Linked DNA regions of Mus musculus: all the other regions are linked to region 3. A link is a loop called in an ENCODE intact Hi-C map of the cell type or tissue named here. Cell type or tissue: heart. All regions are shown on one strand. Links, peaks and the distances in the headings refer to the core of each region. The heading gives the core; the rest is flanking DNA.

Region 1 (7,817 bases), core at 1,377-5,376, 230 kb after region 3:
GAAAGATGAGCTCATAGCTTAAGAAGAACTGAAACCCCCTATTCTTTATGAACTTCAGATTAGTCTACCTGTTCTGGGAAATGGAAACTTCAGTGGGTGTCTGTGTAGATGTAGGTAAGGCCTACACCAACCAATTATTGTAACCTAAGTGGGCACCTCTCTAGGTGTGGTCAGCACACCAGAGGCATACCTCACAGGCTCTAGCATCCCTGGGCTAGGAAGACAGGGCAAAATGGGCAGTCCACATGGGAGGGAGCACAAAAGTACCTAAAGGGTCAGTCAGAAATCTTCCCTGAGACTGCCAGTGGGTAGAGCTCTAAAGAGGGAAAGACAGGACAAGGAGACACCCCATTAGAGCGCAAGTGGAAGAGACAGCCTCTAATTTGAGTAGATGGAATTGAAATGTGAGGGCTGTGTGTGGGGATTCCGAGCAGATAGAAATCATAGCTATTATTGTGCGCCTTCTATATCCTGGTGTGCACTGGCATGACATTTCTGTTTATCCTATCAAAATAACCCAGAAAAATGCTAATGGACCTTCCTTGATAATTGATATGTAAACATAATGTGGTACTTTGGTGTCATTTTTAAGTAGGTCTTTCTGTGTAGGTTTTTGTGTGTGTGCCTGTGTGTGCCTGTGTGTGTGTGTGTGTGTGTGTGTGTGTGTGTTGTATGGTAAGACTGGGTTCATAGCCCCAACTGACTAACAACTCAATGTGCATCCCAGACTGAGCCTCAACCCCCCATCCTGCAGTTTAAGAGGTTTCTGTACCCAGAAGAAAGAGCCTGGGATTGGTGGTAGTTTCTAGAGAAAGAAAGAAAAAAAAAATCTGTAGTTGGAGGAACAGTGGAGGAACAGAGAAGGGGGGGAGGAAATATAGGAAGTTGGGGGCTGGGGGCTTGAGGGCAGGCTGGAAAATATTTGCAGGCAGCCCCTCTCCCAGGCTCTAACCCTGTCAGCAGCAGGTTAAGTTGGCCACTGAGTCATTTGCATCCCAGCCTCCAGACCAAACTTTATACAGGAAAGTGGGGGGAGCGGGGGGAGGGGGGAGATTTCTTAGATGGGTGGAGACTGCAGGGAGACAGTGCCAGCTGCTTCTTGTGGCTACTTCTCAGTTCCTGTTTTGAGAGTCCAGTGGAGTCCCTCCACAACAGCAATTCTTTTTCAGTATTTTCAAAGCTGGAAGGAGACACCTGGTATCTGGCTAGGGTGAGGACAGAAAGAAAACCTCAGGGTGCTGAACAAGGAAAGGGGGTGGGGGAGGGAGTATAGATCCTACCAGCTCACTTCCTAGATGTGGAGACCGAGGCAGGTAGGCCCAGAGTGCTTGTTTCCCTGAGGGCTTGTAACAGAGCTGCTTTACTGTGTCTCCTGGCTACTATGCACGAGGGGATAAGGGTTATCTCAGAACCGAGTGTTTCAAGACCCTGAGGTTTCTGGTCCTGTCTGGCCTGACTCTATTGTAAAGGCTGGATAAAGACTTGGAGGTGGGACAGACAGAGACCCATCCTTTGGACCCAGACCCTCCATAGCACAAGAGAAGCAAGGGAGAGACAAAGAGACTGAGGCAGAGAGGGGAGACTGGATAGAGGGGAAGGAGACTGAAGAGCAGAGAGACTGAGGGGTCACCCCTCACAGTCTCCTGCTAGTAGGAGTTGGAACTCAGCCCACATTCATGGGATGTCTAGCAACGACCACTGTCTATCATTAATGGACACCAGCAGCTGCCTTTGAAAGTTAGCTTATTGAATAAAATGAAAAAAAGTCTTGTGACTGGAGAGATGGCTTAGTGGATAATTTCTGTCATACAATCACGAGGACAGGAATTTGAGTCTCCAGAGTCATTTAAAAACTGGGCAAGAGCCGGGCGGTGGTGGCGCACTTGGGAGGCAGAGGCAGGCAGATTTCTGAGTTTGAGGCCAGCCTGGTCTACAGAGTGAGCTCCAGGACAGCCAGGGCTGATTCGAAAAACCAAGGAAACAAACAAACAAACAAACAAACAAAAAACAAAAAAACTGGGCAAGTATGGGTGGAGACCATCTATAATTATAGAAACAGGATCCTTAGACCAGCCAGATTTGGCAAATTTCGGGCTCCGTGAATCCCTGCTTCAATAAATAAAGATTTAGGAAGACACCCAGTGTTGACTTCCATGTGTATGCATATGCTCAAGTATTTGCCCCCACATACATTCATATGCAAAAGAGTAATTTGAATGCGTTAAGAAAGGAAGGAAGGGGCTAGAGAGATGTCTTAGGGGGTAAGAGCACTGACTGCTCTTCCGAAGGTCCTGAGTTCAATTCCCTGCAACCACATGGTGGCTCACAACCACTTGTAATGAGATCTGGCGCCCTCTTCTGGTGTGTCTGAAGACAGCTACAGTGTACTCATATAAATAAAATAAATAAATCCTTAAAAAAAAAAAAAAAAAGTAAGGAAGGGGGCTGGTGAGATGGCTCAGTGGGTAAGAGCACCCGACTGCGCTTCCGAAGGTCTGGAGTTCAAATCCCAGCAACCACATGGTGGCTCACAACCATCCGTAATGAGATCTGACTCCCAATTTTGGAGTGTCTGAAGGCAGCTACAGTGTACTTACATATAAATAAATAAATCCTTAAAAAAAAAAAGGAAGGAAGGAAGGGCTGGGTGATGGTGGTGCACACTTTTAATCCCAGCACTTTGGAGGCAGAGACAGAGGCAGGCAGATTTCTGAGTTCGAGGCCAGCCTGGTCTACAGAGTTAGTTCCAGGACAGCCAGGGCTATACAGAGAAACCCTGTCTCAGAAAAGAGAAGAGAAGAGAAGAGAAGAGAAGAGAAGAGAAGAGAAGAGAAGAGAAGAGAAGAGAAGAGAAGAGAAGAGAAGAGAAGAGAAAAAGGGGGACAGAGAAGTACGGAGGTAGCACAGAAGAAAAATGAAGGAGGAGGAAGAGAACAGGAACAGGGCAGCGGAGGAAAGGGCAGACTGTGGACAGGAGCAGGAGCCTAGAAGTGGGAGGAGCCAGGTGCTCTCAGAGTTGCTCTAGAGGCACAGCTGTCCGCACACAGACTGTATCCTACCTTTGACTTTGTAGCTGGGAACGAGAAAACTGGCCTTGTAGCATCTAACTGGCTTTAGACCCTGTGGGTACCCAAACCACTAGGCTTGCAACGGAGATGAAAATAAAGCATTCTAGTGCTTTATTCTAGCATTCAGATCTCGTTACGGATGGTTGTGAGCCACCATGTGGCTGCTGGGATTTGAACTCCAGACCTTCGGAAGAGCAGTTGGGTGCTCTTACCCACTGAACTGAGCCATCTCACCAGCCTTCCTTCCTTCCTTCCTTTTTTTTTTTTTTTTTTTAAGATTTATTTATTTTATTTATATGAGTACACTGTAGCTGTCTTCAGACACACCAGAAGAGGGCACCAGATCTCATTACAGGTGGTTGTGAGCCACCATGTGGTTTCTGGGAGGGACTAGAGTCACCTAGAAGAGAAAAAACTAGGGAGGGACACCCAGAGGTCCCCCTGCCTTCTGCTTTAGGGTCTGATTGCCAAAGGAAACCTGAAGAAACCAGTCTTCGTGTGTGTCGCCATCTAGTGGTGCCTGGGTAACAACATATTTTCTTTTCGATCGGCTTTGGAGGATCAAGGTTTTAAGGATAAAGAGGCACTCCTGTGCCAGGAAGATGTAGGAACACAGGAGAGTTAACCTGTTAACCTTCCCATCTTTTTTTTTTTTTTTTTTTTTTTTTTGAGACAGGGTTTCTCTGTGTAGCCCTGGCTGTGATGGAATTCACTTTGTAGACCAGGCTGACCTCGAACTCAGAAATCTGCCTGCCTGCCTCTGCCTCCCAAGTGCTAGGATTAAAGGCGTGCGTCACCACCGCCCGGCTACTTCCCATCTTAATACCAAACAAACCTCCCTGCTATACATGGACCTGGATGGGTTTGGTGGGGCTGAGGGTAAAAAGGGAAGTGACCAGGAAGGAGGCTAGCCAGGAGATATTGGGCACTGCTGACTAGTACAACTGCAGGTTGTGGATTAAATCTGAGAAGTGGGCTATTTATAACAAAGACCATATCCCTATGTATTGTGAGGATTTCTCCACCAAATGTAACAACCTAGAAGACAATACAATGTGATTGTCATAGGGTTTTCTGTGGGAGTGATCAGGCTAAGAGCAGTTCTCAGCCTCCTTACGTTCTCCCTCCTCTCCTGATGTGTTCACAGAGTTTTAAAAGAATCTTCTAATCCTACAAATCATTTCCAAATACAGCGCAACTCGGGATTGCTACATTTAATAATGAAAGACGCTGACATGAAATTAATGACATACATTAATAATGGATGACATTTTATAAACACTTGATTAAATATTAATTAACTTGTATTATTCTTTAGTTTTTCCATTTTACAATCAAATCTTTATCTTAGGTTTTAACTATTTATTTGTGTCCCTGACATCCCCAAGCGCTCTGTGCATGTCCCCGGGGGAGGATCCCTTCCGAAAGCCATGAAAAATAAAAGTGAGGCAGATTATAGTTGTGTATGCCTTTAATTCCAGCACTCAGGAGACAGAAGCAGATGATTCTCAGATTTGTGAGGCCAGCCTGGTTTACATAGCAAGTTCTAGGCTATCCAGAGCTATGTGGTGAGACCCAGTCTAAGTAAAAGTCTCGGGAATAAAAGTGGCTGAGCAGTTAAGAGTGCTTACAACTTGTAAAGAACCTGGTTTGGTTCCCCAGCAACCACATGGCAACACACAACTGCCTATGAGCTCCTATCCCAGCGGCTCTGACACCCTCTCTAGCCTCCTGGGCTCCTGCCTGCATTTGATGTCCACAGACGTGCACATATAAGCATCACATAAAAATAAATAAATCTTTAAAGGTAAAAATAAGAAAAAATAAAAGTAGATACCAGATGAGAACAGCTTGGTGCCTGGTGTACTCTTAAGCACCCCATAAAAAGCAGTTGTTTCATTAAACATATCCAGGGCACATTCATTCACTCAGTCGTTCACTACCCGTTTGGGCAGATGGCTGGGCAAACTGCTGTGATTTTGCTAAATGGATACGAGGAGCCTGTCAGATGCCCTTCCAAAGAACTCTGCTGATGTCCACGGAATGGTGCTGCTGTCAGCTTGGTCAGAAAACCTCTCTTTACACTGGTCAGGAGTGCACTGGTCAGGAGTGACTGTACAGACTGATGGTTGGTCAAAGTGCAGAAAATAAAGTGACCGCTGAACGCTCCGCCATACATGGAACAATAAAATCATCCCCCTTCTGCCGGGCAGTGGTGGCGCACGCCTTTAATCCCAGCACTTGGGAGGCAGAGGCAGGAGGATTTCTGAGTTCGAGGCCAGCCTGGTCTCCAGAGTGAGTTACAGGTCAGCCAGAGCTACACAGAGAAACCATGTCTCGAAAAAAAAAAAAATCATCCCTATTCAATGCTCAGGGAACTTCCAGGAAGAAGGGCTTGGAAGGATGCGAGTGCTGGAGGAGGGGTAAAGTGAGACGTGGGACAATCACTTGTTGTGGTGTCAGGGCTTCTTCGCAAGCTTGAACACACAGCAGCATGATCACCTGTCAGCACCCTGTCATGGGAGAGGAAGGGACTCATGGGACCCTACTTTTTACTTACCGTCTTATAAATAACTCTGAGGTAACCTAACCTTATTCTCTGTTTGTTCACACACATACTCTCACACACACATGCACACACACACACACACACACACACACACACACACACACACACGAAAGTGAAAGGAGTGTTAGTTCTGAAAACCAGAAAGATTAGAGGAAGTGGGAACAGGACAAGAGGGTAATGGAGGGTGACTGTGATTGAAGTACTCTATTTATATATATGAAAGTGTCATAGTGAAACTCAGGTTTTTTTTTTTTGGTTGTTTGTTTTTTTTTTTCAAGACAGGGATTATTTATTTATTTATTTAGGTTTTTCGAGACAGGGTTTCTCTGTGTAGCCCTGGCTGTCCTGGAAGTCACTTTGTAGACCAGGCTGGCCTCGAACTCAGAAATTCACCTGCCTCTGCCTCCCAAGTGCTGGGATTAAAGGCCTGCGTCACCACACCCAGCGAAACTCACTATTTTTAATTAGTTTATACTTTAAAAAATGAAATGTTTTACTAGGCACTGACTTTTGCTAGGTAAGGCAGTTTTAGTGCTCTAGGTGGCACTGTTAAAACAGTGAACCAACTCAACTAAAATGTAAATCCTGTGGAAGTTTCCTTGTAGCTGGGAAAAGTAGACATGAATAGTATTAAAGGCTGAGCGTAGCCGGGCGTGGTGGCACACGCCTTTAATCCCAGCACTCAGGAGGCAGAGGCAGGCAGATTTCTGCGTTCGAGGCCAGCCTGGTCTACAGAGTGAGTTCCAGGACAGCCAGGGCTACACAGAGAAACCCTGTCATTAAAACCAAAAAAAAAAAAAAAAAAAAAAGGCTGAGTGTGTCCTGGAAGAGGGCCTGGTGCATTTCAGAGCAGCAGGGACTATGCAGAGTTAGACTGGAAAGAGGCAGAAAGTGGTAGGTGAGGCTGGAGGGGAAATGGGACAAGGTCAGGGGAGCATGGGAGGCCCCAGGGTGTTTCCTGGGGGGGGGTTCTGAAAATGCTCTGGGGAGAACAAAAAACAAAATGTAGCCGGCAGTGGTGGCACAAGCCTTTAATCCCAGCACTTTGGAGGCAGGGGCAGGCGGATTTCTAAGTTCAAGGCCAGCCTGGTCTACAAAGTGAGTTTCAGGACAGACAGGGCTACCAGAGAAACCCTGTCTTGAAAAAAACAAAAACAAAACCCAATATGTAAAGTAGAACTCTGCCCCACAGCCTGAGCTTTTGTCCAGGAAACCACTCCCTTTGTCACAGTCAATGGTCAAGAAGCCAGCTTGCTGTCACCCATATTTTAAGAAGCCAAATTGAGAGTCCAAGCAACCACCCAGGAAGCAAAACAGTTGCATCAGTGAGCCCAGTGACAGGGGCTGTGTTAGTAACTGACAGGTGTCTCCTGTCCTTGCCTGTAAGTTAGGACAAGCTAGAGAAAGACAAATATGTCCCTGTTGTGATTATGTTATGTCAGAAACAGATATGTGTGCCTTTCCACAATGTCAGAGCTTATTGGATAACCAACTAATTCACAAGCTACACAGTTTTTTTGGTTATGATTAGCAAAATAGTCCCAGTTGCCCTTTATAGCCAGCCACTAGCAAGCAGGAGTTCTTTTATTCCAAACTTACTTATTGACATTCCATTTACTTACTTTATTTATTCACCGTGTGTGTGCACGTGCATATGCCACACTGTGCATGTAAAGGCTGGAAGACAACTTGTGGAAGTCTGTCCTCTCCTACTATGTGGGGTCGGGGGTCAAACTCTGATCCTCATTCTTGGCAGCAATCTCCTTTACCTACTGAGCCTGCTCCCCAGCCTCTTCATCACTAATGCTAACTCTCAGATCACACATTAACGCTTCGCAGAATAGTATGCAAATGCGCAGTTTTCAGAATGGCTAAGAACGGGCTGGAAAGGCTGTAGAGTTCAGTTCAGAGAGGTTGTGCAAAGAGCTGATACAGGAAGCTGGAGAAAGCGCTCAGCAGTTGGGACTGCACACACAACCCTTTCGTACGGCAAGAAGCATCTGCCTATATATGGCCTCTGTTCCCAGATGCTGGGACAGAGCTCTTCAAAGCCAGGGGTGTCTTTGCTTATTTATAAGAAAGAAGCCCTTTTCACACTGGAGTTTAACTTAATAAAGTGGCTATTTAAAGGAGCAGGATGCTCACCAGGAAGAAGTGGGGTTTGTTTTTTTTGTTTTGTT
Region 2 (7,817 bases), core at 1,377-5,376, 330 kb after region 3:
CTCATCCCGTGAACTCTGCCACGAGTAGTAGCCTGTGAGGAACTTCCAGGCTTCTGTCCTCACGAAGGGGTGTAGTCCCTGGTCATGGAGGTCATGAACTCTCAAGACGAATATTCAGAGGGCTTTGCCCAGTGCCCTGCCTGATCCCTGCCCTCTGGGCCACCCCCTAGTGCCAGGGTGTGGCTGAGGGTAGCCCAGGGACCATACCCTTTCCAGGATGTTAATGCAAATGAAGTCTCGTGACTTGGCCAAGTGACCATTCTCATCGAAGAAGCTGTCCCATTCTGCCTTGTCAATGGGGGGGTTTCTCTTCTCCTGGTAAGAACAACCAGATTAGTCCTCCGCTGGAGTCTGTGGGCTTCCCTTCTAATGCAAGGTGGTTTTCAAGTGCTAGGCTCTGACTCCGTTCTAGAATGCTCTATCCAAAGGAAATTGCTGAAAATAAGTGGGGAACGAAAATCCAGGAAGGACAGTAATGTTCACCCAAATGAAAAATGTAAGTACTCCGAATCTCTGCAATAAGGGAATCATTAAGTAAGCCATGTCTTATATATACTGTGGGATATACTGGGATACCGTGAGGCATATAAAATGTCATGTTGACAAGGCATGAACAATAATCCGGAAACATTCAAATGTTAACAGGAAAAAAAAAGCAGAGTACACAGTTTAAAACCAGACATTCTCCCTACACACCAGTACCACCTCTCCGTGTAGTCTGTGTGGTCTGACAGTAGCACTGTCCGTCTACACTCGGGGTCTCTAGTCCAGCCGGATCAGTGTTCACAGTAATACCTCTTGTATACTGTGTCTGTTACATAGTATAAGAACTGTAATACATAAGCTCATATGCATTTTTTACAAAAGACTGAAGGTTGGGCACAGTGGCACATGCCTGTAACCCCACCCAGCACCTGGGAAACAGGTGAATCTCTCAGATTAAGGACATCATGGCCTACATAGGAAGTTCCAAGCCGTATGAAGCTACATAGTGAGACCCTACCTCAAGAACAAGAGCAACTAAATAAATAATAGTAAAAATACTGAAGAAAATGCAAGAAAACGTTCTCTATTGAGAACAACAGTGGGACTTGAGAGATGGCATCAGTTAAGAGCACCGGCTGCTGTCCCAGAGGACCCTGGTTCAATTCCTAGCACCCAGATGGCAGCTCACAACCAGATGTAACTCCAGTTCCAGGACACCTGATGCCCTTTTCTGGCCTCCTTGGCACCAAACACATGTGTGGGGCACAGATGTCCATGCAGCCAGGACACCCATATGCATAAAATTTAAAGAAAAAAAAATTAGTCATTGAGGTTAGGGATGTCGCTCAGTTGGTCGAGTGCTCACTTAGCACACTGGATGCTCCAGGTTTGATCCCCAGAACCACATGCCTGGTTCGATTCCACACACCTGTGGAGGCAGGAGGACCAGAAGTTCAAGGTTACTCTCAGCTATGCAGTGAGCTTGAGGCCAACCTGGGATGCATCAGACCCAGTCTCAAAAGCAAACCAAAAAGCTACCGGGACTCTCTTGAAAGTTAAGGAGTGTAAACATCTCTTTTTCCTTTTTTAATCGTATTTTATGTTTTACTTTGACTGTGCTGCTTTGATAATAGAAAGATTAAGATAAACACCAAGTAAACAATTCATGTGCTCTATTTTATCTTCCTTGAAAATATAAAGCAGCCGGTCGCAGGAATATTCATGTGAGGAGATGCACGCACGCCTGGCCCGCGTGTGGTAGGCACACTTGTGTGCCACACACTTGCGTATGAGTGGTAAGGGATAGTGTCTGAAAAGCATTTACAAAATAGCAACTAAGGGTGCAAAAATGTCCCTCTCCCCAGGCTGAAGAGAGGAGGCTCTTGAAGTACCACACTGCAGAGAGACCTGAGCTGCTGGACAGAATCCACCCGCGCTGGCCAGAGCTGCCCCCATCTCTCTCTTAATACCTGAATGTGTAGACACGGGACTCTAAATGAAAAATGTATTGAAATCACTGGAGGGTCTTCTGGTTCTGAAAGTTTGGGGAAACAGCCTACAGAGACGAGTTCCTAACAGTTTCCTGGATGGCTGAGGCTGGAGTGAGGAGCCAGGGGTCAGGAAGTAGGGAAACATTTGACTTTAAAAGCCACAGTGAGCCATTGACTACAGGCAGGTCAGTTTCCCTATCTGCAGGTCAGGTGGGCTACGAGCTCCCTTTGTTTGTCAGTGGTGTGTGTGTGTGTGTGTGTGTGTGTGTGATATGCGTGTGTGCACATATTATGAGTACACATGAAGGCCTGAGATTGATGCTGGGAATCACCTTTGATTGCCTGCTTGACCTTACTCAATGAGGCAAGGTCTCTCAACCAAACTTAGAGCTCACTGATATGGCTAAATTCCCCTAGTCAGTTTGCCCCTGGCATCCTCTTATCTCTGCCTTCTGGGACTGGGATTATAGGGGAATGACCATACCCACCCAACATTTCACATGGGTTCTGGGATTCAAACTCTGTCGTCATGTTTACAAGAAAAGAACTTCAGTGCTGAGCCATCTCCCTAGACCGAACATCCCTCTTTAATAACTCACACACGCTTTATCTGCTGGATCAACCCTGAGAAACGGGGCACTAGGAGTTACAGGTAACTTTGAGAAGTAAGGTCTCCTTGATGCTGGCAATCAGCTCCACGTTTGGGCCTTCACGAATCGATGAGGAGGACTGGTCAGCCTGCTTGCCTGAGTCTGGAGAGCAGCTGACTGGATTTGAAGTCTCCAAGATCTATTTCTCACTCATCAAATGATAATAGCCTGATCACATCCCATCTCAAAGGGCTGGGATGAGAAGGAGTGACTATAAACAAAGCATTTACAATACCATCTGTACACATCGACTGCTGTGTGGCAGCTTATTCATTATTATTAGTATTAGCCTTCTCTAAATTTGGAGAATGGGAGAAATATAGAAAAAAAATCCAAAGCTTGGTGATCATCTGCAATAAACGTGTAACGTTTAAACCCCAAGTGCTCGTTTTGCATTTCTATATATCGCCCTATTAATCACATGACAAATGGGTCTTGAGATTTGTTAAGGTCATTGTAATTAGTTATGATTTTGAAAAATAGTGCGTGGAAAATTTTCATGACTCAGGTGGACCGGAATAGTTTATTAACTGGGCTTGGGACCTAGTAACAGAAGCACTACTGCCACCTGGTGGCAACATACCAGAATTGTTGGCAAAAGCACCAAAGAAAAACAGTGAGAGGCTGCAACTCTAAAACTCAAAAAATTTAGAATGACACAGTTGGGGAGGAAGCCATACTGAGTTCTAAGTCCTGCCCCCCCCGCCAATAAGGTAAAAAGGGATGTAGATGTCTAACCTGTGGCTGCTGTTGAAGGTAAGCGGCCCTTGCTCTCCGTTCCATGGCCAGCCTTCCCATTCAGCAGGGACAAAGAGTCCCGCTATAAACCGGACTATGGGAGGCAGGCACTTGGGACTGATGAAGAACATGTCAGGTGTGGTGGCATAAGCTTATAATCTCAGCACTCAGAAAGCTGAGGCAAAAGGATCACAAGTTCAAGGCCAGCCTGGGCAGCACAGAGACACCTTCTCTCAAATCAAATCAAAGAACATACCAGAATGAAGGTGGCTGATCGCCTGGCAGAGAGGCTGTTTTCTGGAGAAAGGGTAGTCATGTTCCCCTCTTGTTGCCTTGGGAGTGGCCTGTGTCCAGCTCTTCCCTAGTGATCAGGGAACCAGGGAAAGGGGACTTCCTTTTAAGAGATGAACTGGACCTCTCTTGATTCCCTACATTTGAACAAATCCAGCTAGATGTGTGTCACAAGGCCCTGGAACTGCCATCACAATGACCTTGGAACACACACAGAAGCCAAGGAAGTAAATCTACAGACCACCCCCCTCTCCAGATTACAGTGTACACAGGCTATGTGTCAGAGGTTGAGTTAATGGATCCAGTGGGCTGGCTAGCTGGGGCGGACTTCCTGGAGGAGGTGAGCTACAACTTCCTATTTCTGGCTGTTGTTTTACCAGACCAGTACCAGAGCTCATAATACTACAGTTAGAGCCTCAGGTTTAGGGATGATTTTCCAAAACACCAAATCAGTATATCTGATCTGGAGACCAAGAGTAGGTTTATGTAAGACTACATAGGAGGCCACAATTTAGCATTTGAATAGTGGTTCCTGGTGTGTGTGTGTGTGTGTGTGAGATTCTCTACCTTATTTTTGAAACAGGGTTTCTCACTCAACCTGGCTAGACTGGTTGGTCAAGGATCCACCTGTTTCTGTCCCCAGCACTGAGGCTACAGATGTGTACATCTGTATGCATGGCTTTTTACAGGGTGACTGGAGATCCACACTCAGGTAGTCATGTTTGCATGGCAAACACTTTGTCCACTGAGCCAACTCCCCAACCCTCTGCTTTAGTTACCTATATACCCAGAGCAAGGTCTTGGGCAAACTAAGACAGTAGATTTGAGCACCAACTGGATGAATAACTTAATGAAATAACTGAAGCTGCAGGGTGTAGGGGTGCACGCCTTTAATGCCAGGACTCAGGGGGCAGAGACAGCAGATCTCTGTGAGTTCAAGGCCAGCCTGGTTTACAGAGTGAGTTCTAGAACAGTCAAGGCTAAATAGTGAGACCCTGTCTTGAAGAAAACAGACAAGTAGAGTAACTGCCATCCTCTCCCACCCCTTTCTGTACCTTGTACCTGTCTCTCTCCCTCCTACCCTGATTTCCATTACACCAGGGTCAATGTCAGATTATTTTGTGCTCAGTCTTCTAGTGCCCCGCCCCCAGCTTCCTGATGTCTGGTAGGTGTTGCTGTTAAACAGACCTGAGAAAGCGGCGACTCTTGGCTCCAGAGTCACGGTCTCTACCTCCAGCCTTACGTGCCTTTCCACTCAGGTCTGTCCTGGCTGGAAAGCATCTTTAGTCATTACACAAACCAAACTGCAGTCAGGAGCTCCAAGGTGGAACTTGGAGTCTGACCTCAAATCTGAAATCTACCAATCCCCCGGACTCCCCAGCCATGAAATCAGAACACAGCCAATCTCTGCCTTCGTAACTTTATTAACTGAGCTGTCCATATGGAAGTCTTGCGTAGACACAGTTCACGGTTTCATTGTCTGATAGTGTTCTGCTGGCTGGAGGCACTGCAGAAATCTCTGACAGCCCGGTAGCACCTGTCTTTTGCCTCCCTCTGTTTCCCCATCCAAATACGGGAAGATACTGAGAGCCTTTGCGCCTTGGCCTGCTGTCCCAGTCTCGGCAGAGCTGGAGGGGTGGGCAGCACCCATAGGCACTGAGTGGAATAGGAATCCACTCCACACACCTCAGAGCAGCTTCATTTGGAGGTCTGTGAGGTTTCCAAGTCAAACGTGGGAAGCAGGAGACACCACGTGGGTGTTCCTCACCGTGGATGACAGGGGCTGATGACGGATGCCTCTGTTCCTCCACATTAGTAATGCACCTTGTGGAGAATTAACTGCAAGCTTCTCGAAGTGAGGAGGATTGGCCAGAGAGGAGTAGGAACAATCTGATTGCTGAATGCAACTTGGTTTCTAAACCGAGTGTGGTGCACGTAGATCATCTGCTGAACTTCCTTTAACCTTCAGCTCCCTGGGTACAAATGCTGGGTCATAACTCTGCTCCAAATTAGCCAGCCCCGGCTACTCGTATTACTGCAGCCTCATAGAAACGATACAGAGGCTTAATATTCAAGCAATTCAAGGAACTCCACAGAGCACGAAGGGCCTGAATCTGACCCACATATTTTCAGATACTCTTTAAGAAATGGATTTATTTGTGTGTATGAGTGTATGTTCATGCGTGTGTGTGTGTGTGTGTGTGTGTGTGTGTGTGCACAATTGTGTACTGTACTGGCTGGTTTTGTGTGTTAACTTGACACAGGCTGGAGTTATCACAGAGAAAGGAGGAAATGCCTCCATGAGATCCAGCTGTGAGGCATTTTCTCAGTTGGTGATCCAGGGGAGAGGGCCCATTGTGGGTGGTCCTGGGTTCTATATGAAAGCAAGCTGAGCAAGACCGCGGAAGCAAGCCAGTAAGCAGCATCCCTCCATGACCTCTGCATCAGCTCCTGCTTGATTTCCAGTCCTGACTGCCTTGGGTAATGAGCAGCAATGTGGAAAGTGTAAGCTGAGTAAGCCCTTTCCTCCCCAGCTTGCTTCTTGGTCATGATGTTTGTGCAGGAATGGAGACCCTGACTAAGACATGTGCGTGTGCTCAGAGTCCAGGACGAGGCATTGGATGTCCCCCTCGAAGGAAGCTTCTCATCTTAAACCTGGGGCCCCCTCTTTCCCCACTAGCCTAAAAGCCAGCAAGCCCCAACTACTCTGTCTCCTCCTCTTCTACTTCAGAGCTGGGGTTACGGGTTTGTGCCAGATGCCCAGTTTGTTACATAGGTGCTGGCATCCAAATTCCTGTCTTCATGATTGTGCAGTAAACACTCAACCCTGAGCCATCTCTCCGGTCTCATTTGCAGATTCTTACCAGCACTTTATGTCTCCTGGGTCTCCTGGAGCTAAAGAGTCCCTGCTTCCACTTGTGTATATAATTGCCAAAGAGTTTGGACGCCAGTTTATTACTTTCCCTTTATGCATCTCTGTCTCTCTCTGTCTCTCGCTCTCTGTCTGTCTGTCTGTCTCTCTCTGTTTCTCTCTCCAGATTTCTGCTTTAAGTATCTATGCATAGAGATGCTTCAGGGCATGAGAGCCGTAGGTTCTGGACTGGCATGCTTGGGATTAGCATTACAGAAGGCCACCTGGGCCATCTTTGCCCTTAGGAATCTGGCTGTTAGCTGATGGGCTGCGTTGGTGAGGAGGGAGGGGGCCTTCCAGGGATCAGAGGACTCTTACCTCCAGACATTTCAGACTTTTACCTTGTTATTTTGGTTTTGGTTTAAAATAGTATGTCATTGACCTGGAATTTACTAAGTAGGCTAGGCTCACTGGCCAGCAAGCCCTGGGTCCTGCCTATCTCTTGCTTCCCTAGCACAGGAATGTTGGTGTCACCATATCCAGACTTTACCTGAGCCTGCAGAGGAGTGATTGAGTGCAGGTAAGAAAGCTCTTGGGTTGTGGTGCCAGGCAGACTTGTGTCTAAATCCAGATGGGGACAAGTGACCAGTACATGTAGCTTTTGACTCTTGCACAGCCTTAGGAAAGTGGCTTGGGACTAAACCCCTTTTCTCCCAAGAGAAAAGGTTACACTAAGCTTTTGTGGGGCACATCACTTTGCTGCAACCACCTTTTCCCCATTCCAGGCTCCAAGAGCGCTCCTTTGTTCTGCTTAAGCTTGTGCGTCATATGGCTCCTGGCCAGCCTCCCTGCTAGATCTCTTCCAGGTGGAGAGAGAGCGAGGGCCTTTACCTATGGCACAGAAGGCCATGTGAAGGTCATCATCCCGTGTTGGTGGCAGACTGAGACCTCTGGTTATAGGGGGGCAGACACCCACTGTTGAAGTTGCTCTTATTCCCTCTCATCTATGTGACTAAAGCGTGATTCCATCTGGTGTTGGGTGACTTGTGTGTTTCTTGGCGACACCTGCCAGCCGCGGAGTGGGTTGATACCCTGAGCCTGCTGCTCCTGGCAGCAGGCTTTGTTGTACCATTTACCATCTTCCACACAATGAGACTCCTCCCGGGAGGCGGAACAGAAGTCATCCGTCTGACACCATCTCTTCTTACCCTGTATGAATCTCTCCCCGGCACCCTGTGGGGAGGGGTGGTAATGCCTGTTGGGCTTGAAGGATAAATGAGGGAGTGTCTGTAAAGAGTCCAGCAGGGCTGG
Region 3 (7,817 bases), core at 1,801-5,800:
TGTGTGCCTGTGTGTGTGTGTGCCTGTGTGTGTGTGTGCCTCTGTGTGTGTGCCTGTGTGTGTGTGTGTGCCTGTGTGCCTGTGTGTGTGTGTGCCTGTGTGTGTGGGTGCCTGTGTGGGTGCCTGTGTGGGTGCCTGTGGATGCTCAGCCTTGAATGTCAACCTCAGGAAAGAGATCCAGTCCTTGAAACAGTGCAAGTTTTCCTCCACCCAGAGCTCATCAGTTAGACTAGATTGCTTGGTCAGTGAGTCCTTAGGTTTTTTTTTTTTTTTTTCTGTTTTCCCCTTTTCATGCTAGCACTACAAACACTCCACTGTACCTAGTGTTTACATGTGTGCTTGGCCTCAAACTCAAGACCCTACATTTGCAAGAAAAGTACTTTAACTCCTGAGCCTTATCTTCAGCCCTGAATTTGTTTGCCAACCATATTCTTTACTATTCAGCACAAGTTCCAAGCATGCAGTATCTGTAGACACACACACACACACACACACACACACACACACACACACACACAGAGAGAGAGAGAGAGAGAGAGAGAGAGAGAGAGAGAGAGAGAGAGAGAGAGAGAGAGACTGAGATCTGAGATACAGGCAAGCAAGGTTCTGGAAGAGAACGGCTCAGAGATGGGAGGCAAGTGAGCCCTCTGAGCTGCCTGTGGACTTCTGGGCTGTGGGATGCCTTGCTCCTGTGGGTGGGCCTCCCAGGATCCAGAAAACACAACTCTACATCCAACTCTCCCCTGGTCTCCAGCTGCCTGGGGGCGGAATCCAACTATATCCCAGCTATAGTCTCCCACCTGCTGCATGGTGTGCCATGGCTTTCTAGGGGAGGGGAGTCCCCAGCCAGCAGGAACTCATCGGACACCACCAGTCATCTGCCACTGCTGTCTAGCCTTCTGGCTATAGTCCCTCTGACTGGTGCCAGTATTGGCTCTATCTCCCTAGCATCTGTTCTGGCTTCCCCAGATCTATGCCCATCTGGTATCTTCAGACAGAGTGCTAACTGGGACCCTGAACCTGGGACCACACACACAAACACAAACACACACACACACACACACACACACACACACACACACAATTTGGTGTCAGGGACATGTGTGGAACTTGGGACCTCCTGGAGGCCTAGGTGTTGCTGTGAGCTCAGGTTGGGCTGTGCAGGTGTCAGAGAGTTGGTCTTACTTCTGTTTCAACGGGTTGTTCCACTTAAACTCTTTTTCTTTCTTTCTTACTACCCGGGGCTTGCTGGCTCCCCCTCTGCTGGGTGGCCTTCACTTTATGACTCATCCGATGCCTGGCTGGATCTAGGGCTCAGAGCTTGGCTGAAGGAAGTCTCTGATATCTCAACAGAGGATATTCATCTTCTGTACTTTCCTCGATGCTTCAGTATCTTATGCTGCTCTGATTAGAGTGGCCCCAAATGGGGTTATTAGCTTATATGGTTATCGCCTCCATACATACACAGTCCCATGTGCACAGATACAGGAAATCATATTCAAGGATGATCCATGCAGCACAGTCTATAGTCTTACACTAACTACTGCTTCTCTGGTGCCTGGTCTGTCTGTAAGGAATGTCCTAGAATTAATTGTCCTTGTACAGAGAGTAGGCCAGACTATTGCGAAATGAAGAGATCATGTGGGGAGTCAACACCATTCTGACCTTAACTGGGAGGGGATGTGTATGTGCACATAGAAGACATTTTGGACAAGAGGTTGCCAGCCCCTTGGGGTCCGGTTAGCAGGGGATTATCCTTTCTAAGACCCCACTGTTCACCATCTCTGCAGTTCTGGGCTGTGAAGGGACTAAGCTCTGATCTGTTATTTGTACCCTCCCTACAGAGGAAGAAAACAGGGATCATAACGAAGAAGGGAAGGACAGAGGGAGAGGTTGGCTTCTGGTGAGGTGGCCCTGCCACAGCCATCAGGTCCTTCTGGAGGAGGATCAATGGGTCCCAGGGACTCCATCCCTTGAAGAGTAGCCCTCCCCTTCTCTTCCTCCCCAGCCTCTTAGCCCAGCCCTGCCTATTCACCCTGGAAGAGGGGCTTCCGTCTGGAGACTGTGTGGGCTCCTGCCTCATCTTCTTTACTCTGGCCAGAGTCTGTTTCTGTGGGAACCTCAAATGCCTCCATTTGCATGGCCAAGTGGGGACCTTGTCAGCACAGCTGGGCTGGGAGACTGACCACAAGGTTCAAGCTGGCAGCCCTGACCTCTAGCCACAGCCTGCAGCCGGGCTGCCCTCAGGGCCACGCTGTGCGTCATGTCCTAGCCTTGAGAACCCTATGCTCTGGATTTTCCTTGCTGTCTCACTCTCTTGTTACCTTCTGGGGGAGGGACAGGTATGCCCGACTCAAATGCCACTGTGCCTGACCCCAAGGTTCCTTACCCACTAACACTCCCTCCTAGGACCTTCAGAGCCTGCCAGAGTGAGACAAGTCAGAGTGCCAGGCTCTGCTTTTCCCAGCTGCCCAGGAGTGGACTTTACTGCAGTCACAGCACAAAACTCCAGTGTCCTCATCTTCGGGATGAGAAGTCAGCCCCCAAGGACTAGTGCCATCTGAGGACAGTAGGAAGGTTAGCCCTGATGAGCACTAGGGTGCCTGGAAATAGTAACTCACTTCTTAGAATCACTTTAAGTTTCTTTAAAGACATATTCAAGAATGGCCCTGGGCAGTGGGCCCCGAAATTCTTCTTATGGGATGAGTCACAGTGGGAGGACAGTGGGGATTCTCTGACAAGTGCCCTAGGGAGATTGCTTAGACCCTGGTCAGTGCTATGGTAAAGTATAAAGCATATTACCCAGTGAGGATCTTCTAAACACACCGCCAACTATGTAGTCAGGATAGCCCTTGTACCAGCGCTATGCAGATAGAGAAACTGAGGCTGTGAGCAGCGTGCCCAGAGACTGTCACAAAGCCTGTGCCCAAAGCAGCACGATATCCCCCAGGGTGCTCAAGGCTTGCTGAGTGCCACTTTGTACAGTTCTGGGCCACTCAGGTCCTAGAAGAGAGCCAAGCTAGACAGTCCTTGCCTTTGGTGGTTCACTCTACACTGATGGGGTAGCAGACACTTCCCGTGTCTGTGGCAGAAGGGGCTTCCAGGAGGCCCGTCTGGGCTAGGAAACCTGAGAAAGCTTCCTGGGGGCATATGGGCAGGCTGTACCTGGGAGGAGGAGGCAGAGGAGAAGTTGTGGGGAGGGGAGAGCAAGGGAGAGCAGCAGGGCAAGCAGAGACGTGGGCTCAGGAGCCTGGTCTCTGCTGCTGGGCACTGAAGGGCCCACGCTGGAGGGGGGTATAGTAAGGGCTCGCTGGCTGCTAAAATACGTAGGAACAGAGGGGTATAGGGACCAAGAGTAGTGCTGCATGAGAGGCGGCGGCACTCTTGCCTGGCAGAGGCTGTGGGACCCTTGCCTGGCGGAGGCGGCAGGACCCTCGCCTGAAGTAGGAGGCAGTTCCATAGAAACAAGATGAAGACAATGGGTGTGGACCCAACAGACTGTGGGGGCACTGGGAAGGCAGTTTTCTAGGACATGTGTCTCAGGGAGAGCGCGCATGTTCAGATTTGAGAAATGGGGAGAGAAAAGACCAAGGTATTGGTGGTGGGTGCTGAGGAACCTCGCAAGTGGCAAAAGCCGGGTGGCCGAGCCAAAGCCACGGGGCTCCTGAAGAATGCTGGGGCTGTGGAAAGTGTTGACAGGGTTGAGAGCAGGGATCTGGAGCCAGTGGGCTAGCTTAGCCTTTGGTCCTAAGCCCCACGGCCAGTGCTGGTAGGCACGAGATGCTGGTGTGTGGTTTGTCTTTGCTGCCGCCAGAGGGCAGCCGCCTCCCGCCAATACTCTGCTTTTAGTCTGTCCCAAGAGGCGGCCAAGGCTTCCTGAGATGCCTGGCAGCCTGTGTGGTAAAGAGAACTGAATAGTGTTTCAACATCTAGGCACCCTCCCCACTCCCACCCCCCAGCACACATGTCCTTTCTCCAGGTGATCCAATAGTTCTTCCCAGACCTGGGCTGGCTACGATGGGCGCCATCACACAGCAATTCTTAAACGTCAGCTGGGTCCTTTGTTAGCTCGAGGGCAGATTACGGGCCTGAGGCATGAGGGTGAGCTTGGAACAAGACCCATAATAAAGCTATCTTAACTTCCCCCACAGCGGGATCACTTGGGGCTGACTTGAAGCTGACCCTCACGCACACAGAACCGGCGGGAAGGAAGAGCTGTGCTTTAGAAAGCGTTAGTTACTCTTCTCCCTCATGTTCCCACATCTTTGCAGAGAGAGAAAATTCTTCTGCCCAACTAGCATACTCCACAGACCTAGAGCTACCAGCTGCCTTTGTAGAGCCCAGCTCTCCCCTATCCCTAAACCCAAGCCCACACCTAAGGATGGCCAGGTTCTTGTCTAGTTTCCTTGATTGTAACAGGTCTGAAGGGAGGCCATTCCATTCCCTTTGCTGAGGTCTGGTTGGTCTTTTGTTTCATTCCTAAGGGGTACAGGTACCCTGGATGTTTATAAACAGAGTGTTCTGTGGAACCCAGGCAGCCAGGTCTAGGTGGAGGACCTGAAGTGCTACCCTGCCCCAATTCTCTCCACCTACCCAGCATGGCTCTCAGCTCCCAGCTACCTCTACTCTCTACACAGCCAGCTTCTCCTCCAGGCCCTGCCTCCTGGCTCTCTGCGTTCCTATAGCTAGGTCCTCCTCTTAGCCTTCCTTCCTTCCTTCCTGGTGGAGCATCAGGACAGCTGAAAACCCTTCCCTCTCATGGAGGGGTGGAGTCTAAGTGTGTGTCCCGTGTCATTCCCCTCCCAACCCCAAGCAAATTGGCCACTGGCCTTGGAGACCCTTAGGAGGTGGGAAAATGACGGGAACTCTCCTCTCTCCTAAGCCCACTGTTTTCCCAGGGAGAAGCCCAACTAACCAGGGGAAGAAGGAGCCGTGGTAACAGCCTGGCTGCCCTAGCCCAGCCTCCAAGCCATTCCTACTGAGGACACAGTTGAAGCTTCACCTGCTTTGACCAGCAGCTACCCTGACCCATACCAGGATGGCAGTGCTATCTACTAGCGACCACGCCCACACACCCCAACAGCCAGTAGCAGTGTGGGCACTGGCCATGCAGAGGACCTTACTCACTGCTAGAAGTATAAATAAGAAGCAAGAGATGAGGGAGGTGTCTCTGGCCAGGCAAAGGCCAGTAAAGAAGCTGGAGGCAGGGCTAGTGTGGGCATGGGCTGGGACTTCCTGGAAGTCACACCCAGCCTTTTGTTTTTATCCTTTGCTCTGAGGCCTTCCTCAACTTTGCCCCATCTTTAAGGGTCCACCCTGGGGCCCCTTCTCCCAGGAACCTCCAGGGAAACTGTTGGGTCAGATCCTGGTTTCTGAGGCAGAGGTGGGACTTGATTAGATGATGTTTGAGAAGAGCTGCATCGCAGGCCGGAGGCCAGCACAGCTGCAAGGTCTGGGCCCTCATAGCATACAGGTGGACTTCATAGCCACAGGTGGACATTATAGCACACAGGTGGACTTCATAGCCACAGGTGGACATTATAGCACACAGGTGGACTTCATAGCCACAGGTGGACATTATAGCACACAGGTGGACATCATAGCACACAGGTGGACTTCATAGCCACAGGTGGACATTATAGCACAGGTGGACATCATACCACACAGGTGGACTTCATAGCCACAGGTGGACATTATAGCACAGGTGGACTTCATACCACACAGGTGGACTTCATAGCCACAGGTGAACATTATAGCACACAGGTGGACTTCATACCACACAGGTGGGCATTATAGCACACCCATCGACATTATAGCCACAGGTGGACATTATAGCCACAGGTGAACATCCTAGCACACAGGTGGACCTGGCCAGGGATCTGGAGCAGGCCCAGTTTGCCCGGCCTGCCCAATTATCCAGGGTGGGTTGTGTCCAGGGTGTCAGCCTCAGGAGCTCGGTGTTAGCACAGAGAGTAGTTGGGAGCCATAGCAGGTTCTAGAATAGAGGACCTATTCATCTGAAATTCTGTTCATCAAATAATTTCCCTTGACTGACAGCTGGGCCTCTGAATCACAACAAATCCATGCAAAGTGCTATTGCAAATAGTTTCCCCTGCTCTATAAAGGTTGCCCTCCCGGGGATAGGGACACAGTAGCTCCTTTATTCAGTCCAAGGTTACAGCAAAGAAACAAAAGCACATTGCATTTTCTCTGTCTTCTGTTCTTTTCCTTCCCAAGCAGCAGAGAAAGCTTTTGTGCTTACCTTCCTGAAGCTCTGAGGGGCTACAGGGCCTTGGCCTGCATCTGACCCCGGCCCCTGTTTAATTGGCCCCTGCAGGAGCCAGGCTGGCTAATTGGGCCGAGCCAGGACCACAGGGCTGGAGCCTGAATGGGCACAGAGGTTTGTAGAGCTTTCTGAAAGATGCCATCTAATTTCCTGCTCCTGTGCCCTGCCCCCAGGCCTTGCTCGGCTTTACCCAGCTTTCAAGGCTCCACTCTGGGTCCTCCTTCTCCAGAAAGAGCCTGTACCCTGTAAGCCAGCATCAGCTTTCCTCCAGCATGTGGCTCAGAGTCCTGCCTCTGCTGGTTGCAGTTTGGAGCTGACCTGACTGACCCTTGCCTTCAGGCCAGGGAGTCCAGGGCTGCTGTTCAGGGGGCTGTAGAGGGGACAGAGCTCTCCCCAAAGTGATTCTGATAACCCTATCACAAGGATCCTTCCCGTTGGTCACCTCCTTATTCCCCTGCTTTCAGAGAGAGGCTGCCTGTGATTGTACCCATGGGCCTTCTCTGATGCTGTCCGCTGACTGCCAGAAGCCCCGTCCTCTGTTTTCTTCCCCTCATCTGCCTTCTTCCTTCTCTGGGTTCTGAGTGTGGGCTCTAGTGGCCTGGGTTAGAACCGGGACCCCCATCAAAGGTTCCTGAGACCAGGATCAACTAGGAGTGGTGTCCTGGCCCTCCCCCACCTTACCTCCTACTCAGGCTGGCTCTGGGAATGCCTCTGCTGGTTGCCTGGCAACACACCCTTACACACCTGCAGCTTGAAGGAGCTGACCCATCATGAGAATCAATGGGTATGGGGGCAGACTTACAGAGCGGCTGTCAACTAGGCCCAGGGCAACCTTGGGAGCTGGAGGGGCTGGGTCTCCTGGCTCCCCCATCTGTGCAGATAGCAGCTCTGTTACCCAGTTTGGGTCCTCGGGGACTGTTGCTACAACAAGTGTCTGCTTGGTGACTGGGGCTAGCCCTGAAGCAAGCAGGAGGCAAACCATGGGGCCTCTTTCTTTTGAACTGAGGCGGGGGACCCTTGGATGGGGTGATAGAACAGGCTCACACATTGCCAGTGAATTGCAAGGAAATGACAGGCCTAGAGAGGGCCATGGGGGGGGGGGTGTCCTTCAGGACCTTAGGCTTCTGATACTGCTACTTAGAAACCTTCCCTATGCCCTGTCCTCCAGCTCTGTCTTGTCTGATTGTCCCCTTTGTCTGTCTCCTTCTTATGGCTCTTTCACCCACTGGTCTCGCCCTTTGTCTCCCTGAATCTCGCTGTACTGTCCTAGCCGTACCCAGGCCCCAGCAACCTAAGCTGGGCTCACCCTCCTCCCAACAGGCACAAGGCTCCACACCCCACCCGTGACCCCAGAGGCCTCCAGCTCTGTTTTCCTGACGGCCTGGGCAAATTCCTTTCCTTTTAGTTCAGTGCAGACATGGGTGGATGTTTTTGAAAGGAACTCTCTAGGAAGCAAAGGAAAACAAACCCAAACACCCCAACCCAGTACCTAGAAACGCAGGGTCCCAGAGGCAGGGCTCTCTACGGCAGC

What was found. Peaks named below come from ENCODE experiments on the same cell type or tissue, not always from the same donor. Only the 100,000 strongest peaks of a DNase experiment are listed, where the experiment ranks them.
Region 1: a loop joins it to region 3, with 4 times the contacts of the local background. A loop is called at or near these places in 4 of 42 quality-filtered maps.
Region 2: a loop joins it to region 3, with 7 times the contacts of the local background. A loop is called at or near these places in 8 of 42 quality-filtered maps.

The regions. Positions count from the first base shown.
Region 1 is chr9:58,265,577-58,273,393 of GRCm38, forward strand. No RefSeq gene overlaps it. Among named protein-coding and RNA genes, the nearest start is that of Stoml1, 16 kb to the left of the region's middle. In heart, for the core only: CTCF peaks have their summits at 2,339 (motif pointing left) and 3,574 (motif pointing left); a DNase peak (open chromatin) is centred at 3,550; H3K27ac peaks cover 278 bases.
Region 2 is chr9:58,366,646-58,374,462 of GRCm38, forward strand. It overlaps Tbc1d21 (TBC1 domain family, member 21), which reads right to left and starts at 3,810. Exons shown (of 11, transcript NM_028854.4): 1 at 3,621-3,810; 2 at 208-315; 3 at 1-78. The coding sequence starts at 3,680. 1700072B07Rik (RIKEN cDNA 1700072B07 gene) reads left to right here and starts at 3,859. Exons shown (of 3, transcript NR_040727.1): 1 at 3,859-3,995; 2 at 7,026-7,086; 3 at 7,292-7,538. In heart, for the core only: CTCF peaks have their summits at 3,203 (motif pointing left) and 3,409; a DNase peak (open chromatin) is centred at 3,284.
Region 3 is chr9:58,034,876-58,042,692 of GRCm38, forward strand. The region is part of intron 11 of Ccdc33 (coiled-coil domain containing 33); the gene reads right to left. The region is part of intron 4 of Gm16130 (predicted gene 16130); the gene reads left to right. Among named protein-coding and RNA genes, the nearest start is that of Gm16130, 6.5 kb to the left of the region's middle. In heart, for the core only: no CTCF peak of the experiment used is centred there; a DNase peak (open chromatin) is centred at 3,826; H3K27me3 peaks cover 3,061 bases.